2 separate regions of the Homo sapiens genome follow, and region 1 is linked to region 2. Evidence: chromatin loops called from intact Hi-C (ENCODE). Cell type or tissue: gastrocnemius medialis. All regions are shown on one strand. Region 1 overlaps PFKFB2 (6-phosphofructo-2-kinase/fructose-2,6-biphosphatase 2). Region 2 overlaps MAPKAPK2 (MAPK activated protein kinase 2).

Region 1 (5,000 bases), 370 kb after region 2:
AAAAATTCAAACTACAGAAAGGATTTAGAAAGCGAAAAGTAAAAGACTCCTGTTTCTTCCAAATTTGATTCTTTTAGACATCTTATTCTGGTATATCCTATTAATAAAGGTAGGTTCATATTGTTCATATTCTGTTCAGCTGCCATTTCCTTTTTTATTTTTTTAAATAAGTTACTGTCTTGTGGACATCCTTTTAATGTTGATAAATGCAGATTTACCTCATTCTGCATTGTATGGATATGCCAGCTTTCCACGGATAGGTATTTAAATTGTTTCCAGTTTTTCATCATCACAAAGAGTGCTGCAGTGACCATTCTTACACGTACACCTTTGCACATTTGTGACAGCAACTTTTCCTACAGAAATAATAGAAAAGATAGACACATTGGAAATGTTCATCAGTATTACTAATTTGCTCTCCTAAGAAGTTCTATATTGTAAGCTGTTTTCAATATTTTAAGATATTTGATGGAAATTGGGCAGCATCAACTATAGCCATAGTGGTTAACTGAAACATCAGCTTTCTTAGTGTTTGACCGTAGTTATACGAACTTGGTTATTTCATGCCTGTCAACTGGCAGGAGATAATCAGCAGTTCTGACTTCTGATGAATAAAGATAAAATGTCACTAATGAAACATGCTTTATGGGCAGCATATTTCTAAATATTAGGCCTCTTTAGAGCCAATAAAAGAAGACGTCCTGGGTCCTGAAAAGGCTGGGAACCATTGCTCTCCTAGACCATCCTTCAGGATTAGAATGGAGAGCAAGTTGTGTTTACCGTGAGGGAACCTTTGTCAAGTGCTGACATGAGGCACAGGAGCTGGCAGCTGGGACTGAATGGGCAGTCATGAGATCAGGAGACTGGTCAGAACCCTGACCTTGACTGTCTATTGTGGGACCATGGGCAAAGCTCTTAATTTCTCCAGGCTTGAGTTTTTCCATTTACACGAGGGAAGTTATCAAGTCCTCATTTTTTTTGTAAATCTTTTTTTTAAAATACATTTATTTATTTATTTTGAGACCGGGTTATGAGACTGGCTAATTTTTATATTTTTAGTAGAGATAGTGTTTCACCATGTTGCCAAGGCTGGTCTCAAACTCCTGGGTTCAGGCGATCCACCCAACTTGGCCTCCCAAAGTGAGGATTACAGGCATAAGCCACTGCGCCCAGCCTCAAGTCTTCATTTTATCTAAGCAAGTTTATGAAAGGAAAATGAGTTTAAGTTTAAGAAAAGGAGTTGAACCTGGCTTAAAGAAGGTGGAAGAGAATTTCAGGATTGAAACAGTTTTCCATTGTCTATCAAGAGATGGGTTACATTGTCTCTGAAATTAATCAGGTGGCAGTGGCAGGTGGTTTTGTTTTTTAACAGGCAGGACAGAATGTTCCTACTTTTGCCAGTGTGGTAATTTGAGATAGGAAGTGTGGTTTAGTTTTGTACTCCAGAAAATGAGAAGCCCTGGTTGTAGCAGGTGTGCTTAAGTGTATTCTGGACAGAGGCGAGAGGTGCGTTGCTGGAGGGCTCTTGGGAGGTCCCAGTGGATGCAGTTTTTTGTTGTTGTTGTTCTTAGCATTCTCTGTCCACATGGGTAAACAAGAGCAGCTGGTTCCCTGGTTGCCTTCAGAGCAGCTCCCAAGTATCAGTTCATTTTAAACTTTAGGGAGGGTAATAGGACCTTCGGGGGAAGTGCCTAATGGGCTGGAAGGTGCGGACAAAGCAGGCCTAGAAGTGCAGGTAATGAGCCAAATCATGGGGGATTGAGAGCAGGCATTGAGCCGAGCTGGAGAAAGTGAAGACTCAGGGGATTTTACTACTTAAACCTGAGACAGCTGATCCCATGCAGAGGCTATCTGCTTGTTAGGGGCCAGTGATCAGGGATTAATGCCAGCTGAGGCTTCAGGGTACAGTTTGCTTGCCTTTAAGCTCCCTATTTGAACACAGATGAAAATCACTTATGTTGCTCCTTTACCTACCTTGGAGGGGCTCCTGCTGAGACTCAGGAATTTTCCATGTGTGCAGTGGGTAAAGGACTAAAAGCCAAGCCCTCTGACCCCAGGTCTGGGCCTCCATTTCTCCCTCCTCACCACTAGGGTCACTCTGAGTACTTCTTGCCAAACACCCTTAGGAAACTTTTCCTTCCGAGGGTGGTTCTCTACCTGGGCCCCTCCTCCCACTTCTCCATTGAGATCTTTCTACATTTATTTCTCAAAAAATGAAAGTCATATTTCCCATCCAAGTACCTCCATTTTACAGAACTGTTTCTTAATCTTACAAGGTCCCTTAGTACCAGGCAGAGGGGCAGCCGCAACTTGCAGGGCACCTTCTGGGAAGCAGTGGTGGGAAGTGGGAGGTGAAGGTGTTTCTTCCTTTTTCCCCCATCCTGTGCAGGGCCTTCCCTCATTGGAGCCGGCAGAGCCTGAGCTATCCCAGATGACCTCAGTGTGGTTTTTGGCCCCGGGACAGTGGCTGGCAGCAGTTCAGGTCCTTCTCCCACCTCTCCTCTGCAGCAAGATGGGCCGGGAGGAGCCAGCCCCTGTGAGCAAAGTGATGAGGAACCTCTTTTTATGGAGAAAAGCTGCAAGGAAGCACAAGATCTGTGTTCTAGTGCCAGCTGTACCCTTGACTCATTATGTGTCCCTAGACAAGTCACCTGTCCCCTGAACATGTAGTTTGCCCTGCCTGTCCAGTGAGACTTATCTCTGCAAATGAGCATTCCTGAAGTAAGTTAATTTACTAAGGAAGGGTAGACTGAGGACTGTTAATGCTTCTCAATTGTCTTGCTTTTACGTGGGCCATGGTGGCAGATTGGCCCTGATGCCCTTTGTGGGCTGGCTCTACCCTGAAGCTTCCTGAGGTCTATTCAGAATGTGTATCAAGTAAGCTTTGCCAACTCAATCTCACTATGGTTTAGAAATTCTGGCTTAAAGAGGAGCTCATGACCTGAGTGAAAAGGCCAAAACAGCTTGAGGCAGGGCTTTTTGCAGTGGGCAAGCTAATTCTTGCCCATGGTTCTGAAGGGATGAGTGGGATCCTGGAGACAGAAACTCTGTTGGACCTATTATAGGAGCCAGCTCAGTTCTGCACTGGTAGAATCTCCAAGCATTAGACCTTCCTTCACAGCTCTGTCATTTTTATATTTCTAGGCATTCTTATGTTAAGGATGATGTCATTGTTACTTTTCTTTCTTTCTTTCTTTTTTTGAGACGAAGTCTTGCTCTGTCGCCCAGGCTGGAGTGCAGTGACGGGATCATGGCTCACTGCAACCTTGAACTCCTGAGCTCAAGCAATCCTCCTGAGTAGCTGGGACTATAGGTGCACACTCCCACATCTGGCTAAGTTAAATATATATATCTATATATCTATATATCTATATATATCTATATCTTAAATATTATATATTTAAGATATATATAAATATCTTAAATATATATATTTTATATATATCTTTATATATATCTTTATATATCTTTATATATATCTTTATATATATCTATATATCTTTATATATATCTTTATATATATCTTTATATATATTTATATATATCTTTATATATATATATATATATATATATATATATATATATTTTAAGAGACAAGGGTCTCTCTATGTTGCCCAGGCTTATCTTGAACTCCTGGCCTCAAGTGATCCTCCCACCTCATTCTCCCAAATTGATGGGATTACAGGCATGAGCTGTCATGTCTGGCTGCAGCATGGTTATTTTCTTTCTTAGCCTTGCTACTTTTTTCCTCTTTCCACCTTGGGTACTGCAGTGAAGACCTCAGACATGTGGGAAAGACGTATCTTGGTTTGGGCATTTTCTGGAAGCCTGCATAACCTTTTAACTCTATTTCAGGAGGCCTGCCTGATATCTCCTTATTTGTCTTCCCAGACTTGCTGAACCTTTGCTCCACAGGTTTATGAAGATAAAATGAGATTATGACTATGAAGTTCGTAGCTCAGTGTATAAACCTTACTAGACCCCAGCGGGGCTGGGCGCCTCACGCCTGTAATCCCAGCACTTTGGGAGGCTGAGGTGGGTGGATCATGAGGTCAAGAAATTGAGACCATCCTGGCCAACATGGTGAAACCCCATCTCTACTGAAAATACAAAAATTAGCTGGGCATGGTGGAGGGCGCCTGTAGTCCCAGGTATTCGGAAGGCTGAGGCGGGAGAATCACTTGAACCTGGGAGGCGGAGGTTGCAATGAGCTGAGATCACGCCACTGTACTCCAGCCTGGTGACAGAGTGAGACTCCGTCTCAAAAAAACAAACACCAAAAAACCTTACTAGGACTCTAGTCATTTCGTTTTATTTTGTTTCATTTCCTTCTAGCATGGGCCTCCTACATGACCAACTCCCCGACTCTGATCGTTATGATTGGTTTGCCAGCCCGGGGTAAAACCTACGTGTCCAAGAAACTAACACGCTACCTCAACTGGATTGGAGTCCCCACCAAAGGTAAGTGTGGCTCATTCCCTAGGAAAGACAATTATTAGTTCCTGGGCCTCACAGGTCTCTGGGAGACTTATTCTTCCTGGCATCAATGCTATAGGGTGCTTTTGGCAGAAATAGCAGTTGCTTTCTGGTTTACTGGAGTTATTCTCTATTCCCAGACTTGTCTCCTCCTGGCGTGGGTGGATTGGCCTAGTTTTGAGGGAATGCCTTTGATAGGACTGTTAAGATTTAGATGAGCATAGGGCTGTACCTTTTCAGAAGCCTTACATGGACATCATCTTATATAACCCTAGCAGTGTCTCTGTGAAATAGACAGAGTGGCTGAGGAAATTGAAACCTCAGACAGCTTAAGACTTGTCCAAGGTCTAGAAAGTCAGGGCTTGAACCCAACTCTTTTGACTCTTAATCTGATATTGTTCCCAACCTACCATGCTGCCGCTTTTTTCATCCCCTTGGTCACTCCGACATTAGGCCAAGAAACAAGTCCCATTTGGTGGGGCCATCATATTATTTTGCTGCTGAAGGATTTGGGTGTCTTCTAC
Region 2 (5,000 bases):
AAGAGCCCAGCCTCAGAACTGCTGGAGGCAAACTTAATCCTTGGGCTAGGGGAGGGGCCAAAGCTCCTGTTAGCCAGAGCCCAGGAGTGTGCTGAGTGGGTGCCAGGAGGAATGTCAGCCAAGATGGGGAAGAGCAGGGCACAGTCGTCTGCATCTGAGCCATTGCCCAGTTCCCAAGCAGCCTTGCCATGCTCTGAGCTGGGGTTCTTCCTGGTGGCGTGATGTCTGTGGTGCAGGATTCACTCTATTCTCCTACCTTTCCTCTACTTCAGGCCCTGCCAAGTGTCATGTGAGGTCTCTTTTCCCCCTCTTCCCTGCACTGTATCTTTCCAGATGGTTCTGTGTCCTGGAGGGAGGTGGATGGGCAGAGAAGAGTTGTTCTTTGCAGGGACTGCAGCTTTTCTTGGTAATGGTTTGAGGCCCAGTGGCAAAGCAACCCACACTTCATAGTAACTTAGAACCCACACTCCCTGGTCATCTTTCTTGACTCCTTGCACATCACTGAGGAAGAAGCTGGCCTAGTGCAGAAATGTTCAGTGGCATGTCCAAGGTCTTACATGGTGTCAGCATCCGAGCCACATCTTGAGACCTGGTTCCCTGGGACCTGCTCTTGGTCTGGGCCCCTTTGGTTTTTGGTTGCTAGAAGACTGTAGACCTGGTGGAGCAAAACTGAGCTCCACTAACGCATCAGCTAGGATCTTTCCACATGGGTTACCTTGTAAATGGGGGCATTGGTGAAGAGAAGGGGCCATGTCACTGGACAGTGTAATAACGTATGGCAGTTATAGAACCCAAATCAGATTGCTGTGTACCTTTTCTAGTTTTTAGGAAAATACTGGTATTTTGTATTTTAAGATATATATATATATATATATATACACACATACACAGATATAGATATGTAGAGATGAGCTTGTTACCATGGGTTATGTGCTAGATAAGAAAGCAAAAATAAGTGCATACATAAATAGAAAGCTTCCAGTGTTTGTATGCTGCTAACAAGTTACATGACCTTGAATAGGTCAGCTAAACTTTCCAGGCCTCATTGCACAGAGGGTCGGCTCGAGCAGCTCCTGAGCACCGGCAGGGTGAGGCAGTAGAAGGCGGTGCTGCAGGCCAGAGGTGGAGGGCAGGCAGGATAGCTTGCTGACTTGCTCCGGGTCTGACCATCAGCAGTATCTGGGTCAGCACAGATGCCCTTTCGTAAGCTTAGTGCCTGGCTCCAGGGCAGCCTGTGTCCAGTTAATGAATAATCATCACTGACCAGCTGCTCCTTCTCTTGTGTGAAGACTTAGAAAGTGTTCTATGCTGGTGACTCGGCAGAGAGGATAGACTACGTAATTTAGCAGGGTGTGCATCTTCTCTTTCCTTAAAATCAGAAGAATCATAGTGTAGTGGTGGTGCAAAGTAGAGATGAGGAACTCTATTCCCTGTTTGAGATTCCTTTCTCAAGTTATGGGGCATTTGAGGGCCACTGTGATTTCTGGTGCAGGCTGTTCCCTGTGCACAGGGATCTGGTTGAGGAGCTAAGCGAAGGCTGAAGTCCAGCCACTGTCTCCTTGCTTGGCTTTGTCTTTGTGTGTGGCTGGGTTCTTTCAAAGGAGTGCCTTCTAATTCACCAAAGGTATGGTTATGGATTAGGGGTTGTTCTTAGGTTAGAGTTGGGGACTGATTCACAGAGCTGATGAGGAAATTAGGATTTACATTCAGGTGACCCTCAGCCCCTCAGACCAGGCTGAGTAAGAAGAGATATCAGGAATCCAAGGAAGCAGGAGGAAAAGGGGTTGCCTGGTGATGTCTGTTCTCTTTCCTCCTCTTCCTGCCCATGCAAGGCTAGAGCAGCTGTTTCAGCCCCGGAGGTTTAGACTGTGGGGTCCTGTGTGCTGGGCCATCAGGTTTGGTGGGAGGAGGAAGAAAGCCACAGTAGAAGGAGACATAAAGTTGGGCTGGGCCTCTGGCAGTGAAAGGTTCTTGGGGTCTTTATTGTCTGATCAGTAAACACCTCTGTGTGCCAGAATGAGCTGGGACAAGGCCCCAAGGTCAGCCCATATTTGTATCTGGTGTTCTCCTCCAAGACCAGCCAAGCTGTGCGCTCATTCTGCTGGGAACCTGAGCCCTCCAAAAGGGTCATATGAAAGGGCATCTTATTCTTGAGGGACGTTTCCAAGCATCTCTGTGGCCAGTGTCCATCCAGGACTCATCTTAGAGGTGAAGAGTGGTGGCCAGAGGCGGAAGCTAGTGGCCACCCGATGGGAGCCTTTTCTGTTTCAGAGCATATGAGGGAGCTGAGGGAGCTGTACTGTTGATGCCTTCTCTCTGGCTCATCTCCATGAAGATTCTTTTGAACCAGAAGCAAAGGTGAAGTCTCTCTGAGGGGAGGGGCTGAACAGGAGATCTACTGACTGTCCCCCTGCCGACTCCTCCACTTTCGTCCTCCGGCGGGGCTCCTTATCCTCCTGCTTGTCTACAGGGAGAAGATCGAGTTGTTCGTTTGCTGCCATTTTAATGATCCACATTGTTAGGAGGCTCTCAGTACACACCGGACCTTAGCAGCCTGGCCTCCTGCCCAGGGCCCAGAACTGTTACTCAGCCCCTCTGCCGAACAGCTAAAAATAAACCTGCCACTGCTGCAGTCTCCCCTCACAGCCAGGCCCTGTTAGCTGTCCCAGTGCTTCCTGCCACACCGCTGACCTGTTTCTCTCACTTTCTGCTGATATTCTCCCTGCTTGCCCCTTTCTCTTCCAGCCTGAGCTTGGTAGGTGATTTGGGGCTAACTCACTCTTCTGAGTGCTGGGAGACGTGCTATGGTTTTTATGTCTCCAGGTGTCTAGATTTGTGTGTATGAAAGCTCCGTGAAGCTGTCCTGCTTATTTCCCAGTAGGGAAAGGGTTAGACAAAAAGGAGAGTGACCAAGCTCATCAGAGTGGATCAGACCTTCTACTGTGCTCGCCTCCAGCCCTGGCTTCCTCCAGTTTTACCTCCAAGCAGGCCTCTTTGCCAGAGTTACCTGGTTATGGTAACAGAGTTACCATAGTTATATGCTAGGACAGCCCCACATGGGCAGTCTGCCCCAGGCCTTCAACCCGACTGCCCTGTCACCGAGCATGCTACCTACCGTGTACTCCTGCCCTGTTGCTACGTTATATTCTCCACCTCCGCAGTGTGAGGCTTTGGGCTACCACATTCAAAAGTGTGACCTCATCTTGTCAGCGTCCAAGAATAACTGGGCCCTGGCTCTCAGGATCTCCTTCCTGAGTCAGGCCATGGCACCTCTGGCCCTTCCAGCTCAGCCACATGCAGAATGTCACCGAGTGCATGGGTTTCTTCTACCTCTTGACTGCAGTATTGATGTGTGTCCATGGAGGTGTGGCCTCTTCCTCTACTCCCCAGGGATCCTGGAGACTTGTGGAGCAAGATGAGGAAAGGGGCTCAGGTAGCTAGAATATTTGCTTAGCTGATAGATACTGGGCAGAGTCTGACATTGGCATTCTGTTCTTCAGCGTGGCGTTAGTATTCTTTCTGATTTTTTCTAATCCCTAGACAGGTGTTGATACTAATCGTGGCCTAGGAGGGCTCTATGTCTGCTTTCAGGAATTATGGTTTATTTGGGGGAAGGGGTGTATGGTGGAGAGTGATGGCAATGACAACCAAGACATAGGACTTGAGGAACCCACTGCCTTCAGCTAGAGTTACATACTCTGACCATGTGTCGATGGCCTCCTTCTCCCACCTCTCCCCTGGGGCCACATTTCCTCTGCAAGGAAAGATTTATCTGCCAAGGCCCATTGGCCTGTGCAGAGGAAGAGTTGGGCATAGTTGCTAAGTGTTTATTTTTAACTCTGACAGAAGGAGCCCCTGTCCTCAGAATAGCCATACCCTCTGTCTTTCCCTATCCCGACTGCCTTCCTTGGCTTCTGTGATTCCTAGAAGAAGGTTAGTAGGATTCTAAAGGCCAGGCTTCACGGGAGCTGGAGAAGGCTAGCTTCTCTAAGTGAGGAATCTGCAGGTTGCTCGTCATGCTTGGCTTCTGCAGAGCTCAAAGGGTCCTGCGGGGAGAGCCCTGGACACTAAAGGCCGTGTGTCTGGAACTTGGAGAATTCTAGGAATGCAGGTGACCTGATGAGGAGGCTGCATGTGCCCTGCAGCTCAGAGCAGCCTGGCTGCACAGCTGAGTTGGACAGCCCAGCAAGGGGTCATCCCATACCTTCTACATCCTTACAGGCACCCAGATCTCTGGCAGATGGGGAGGCCACAGGGAGAAAATGAGCATATGTAGTAACCTGCCCTGGAAACACTTGCGCTTGCAGACACGCCAAGTGCTGTCATTCCCTCTGACTGCCAGGCTCACGAGCATCATGTCCTTTCCAGCAGAGCCCACCTGCGACTCTTAGTGACTTCATACCCTTTGTGTTCTCTTCCCCTGATGTGCTTTAGTGACCTGTGCTCACAGAGAGGAGGAGGAAGGGTGGCAGTGCCCCCTCTCCTGGGTCTCAGACTTTCCTGACTTTATGCATTTGATTTGGCTACCTGGGCTCGGATACTTTAAAAGAAAATAAAATTAGGTTTGAGGTGTAACCAGAGAGAGAAGGAATAGAGAGTAGTAGGGGGTGGGATGGGTGGTTGAAACATGTGGCTAACTCTGAGAACCCTCAGCTATGGAAGGAAGGTCTTGCCCCCATGATTCTTCGGCGTGCAGTGGGGGATTAGTTTGCCCAGAGCCCAGCTCTGATCATGTAGCTTCCCAGCTTAAGCCCTTCAGTGGGTCTCTCTGCCTGCAGAATACATGAGATATCCACATCTTTCCCAGATCTGGCCCTGATCTGTTTTTTTTTTTTTTTTTGGAACACATGCTTTTTTTTTCTCCCCAGCTTAAGTGGCTTATATATGTTGTTTCTTTAACAGAACTGTGCTTTCCACCCCCACACCTTAGCATCTATCCATCTGCATCTTCTCTGTACCATGCCTGTCCCCCGTCCTGTCTATATCTACCTTTTCCACCC

Evidence for each region. Hi-C counts contacts between places; a loop is a spot of excess contacts. Peaks named below come from ENCODE experiments on the same cell type or tissue, not always from the same donor. Only the 100,000 strongest peaks of a DNase experiment are listed, where the experiment ranks them.
Region 1: a loop joins it to region 2, with 4 times the contacts of the local background. A loop is called at or near these places in 4 of 110 quality-filtered maps.

The regions. Positions count from the first base shown.
Region 1 is chr1:207,057,618-207,062,617 of GRCh38, forward strand. It overlaps PFKFB2 (6-phosphofructo-2-kinase/fructose-2,6-biphosphatase 2), which reads left to right. Exons shown (of 15, transcript NM_006212.2): 3 at 4,336-4,461. Among named protein-coding and RNA genes, the nearest start is that of PFKFB2, 6.8 kb to the left of the region's middle. In gastrocnemius medialis, a CTCF peak has its summit at 2,091; DNase peaks (open chromatin) are centred at 824, 1,404 and 2,611; H3K27ac peaks cover 4,820 bases.
Region 2 is chr1:206,690,628-206,695,627 of GRCh38, forward strand. The region is part of intron 1 of MAPKAPK2 (MAPK activated protein kinase 2); the gene reads left to right. Among named protein-coding and RNA genes, the nearest start is that of MAPKAPK2, 8.2 kb to the left of the region's middle. In gastrocnemius medialis, no CTCF peak of the experiment used is centred here; DNase peaks (open chromatin) are centred at 104, 1,194, 2,594, 3,254 and 2 weaker places; H3K4me3 peaks cover 2,059 bases; H3K27ac peaks cover 5,000 bases.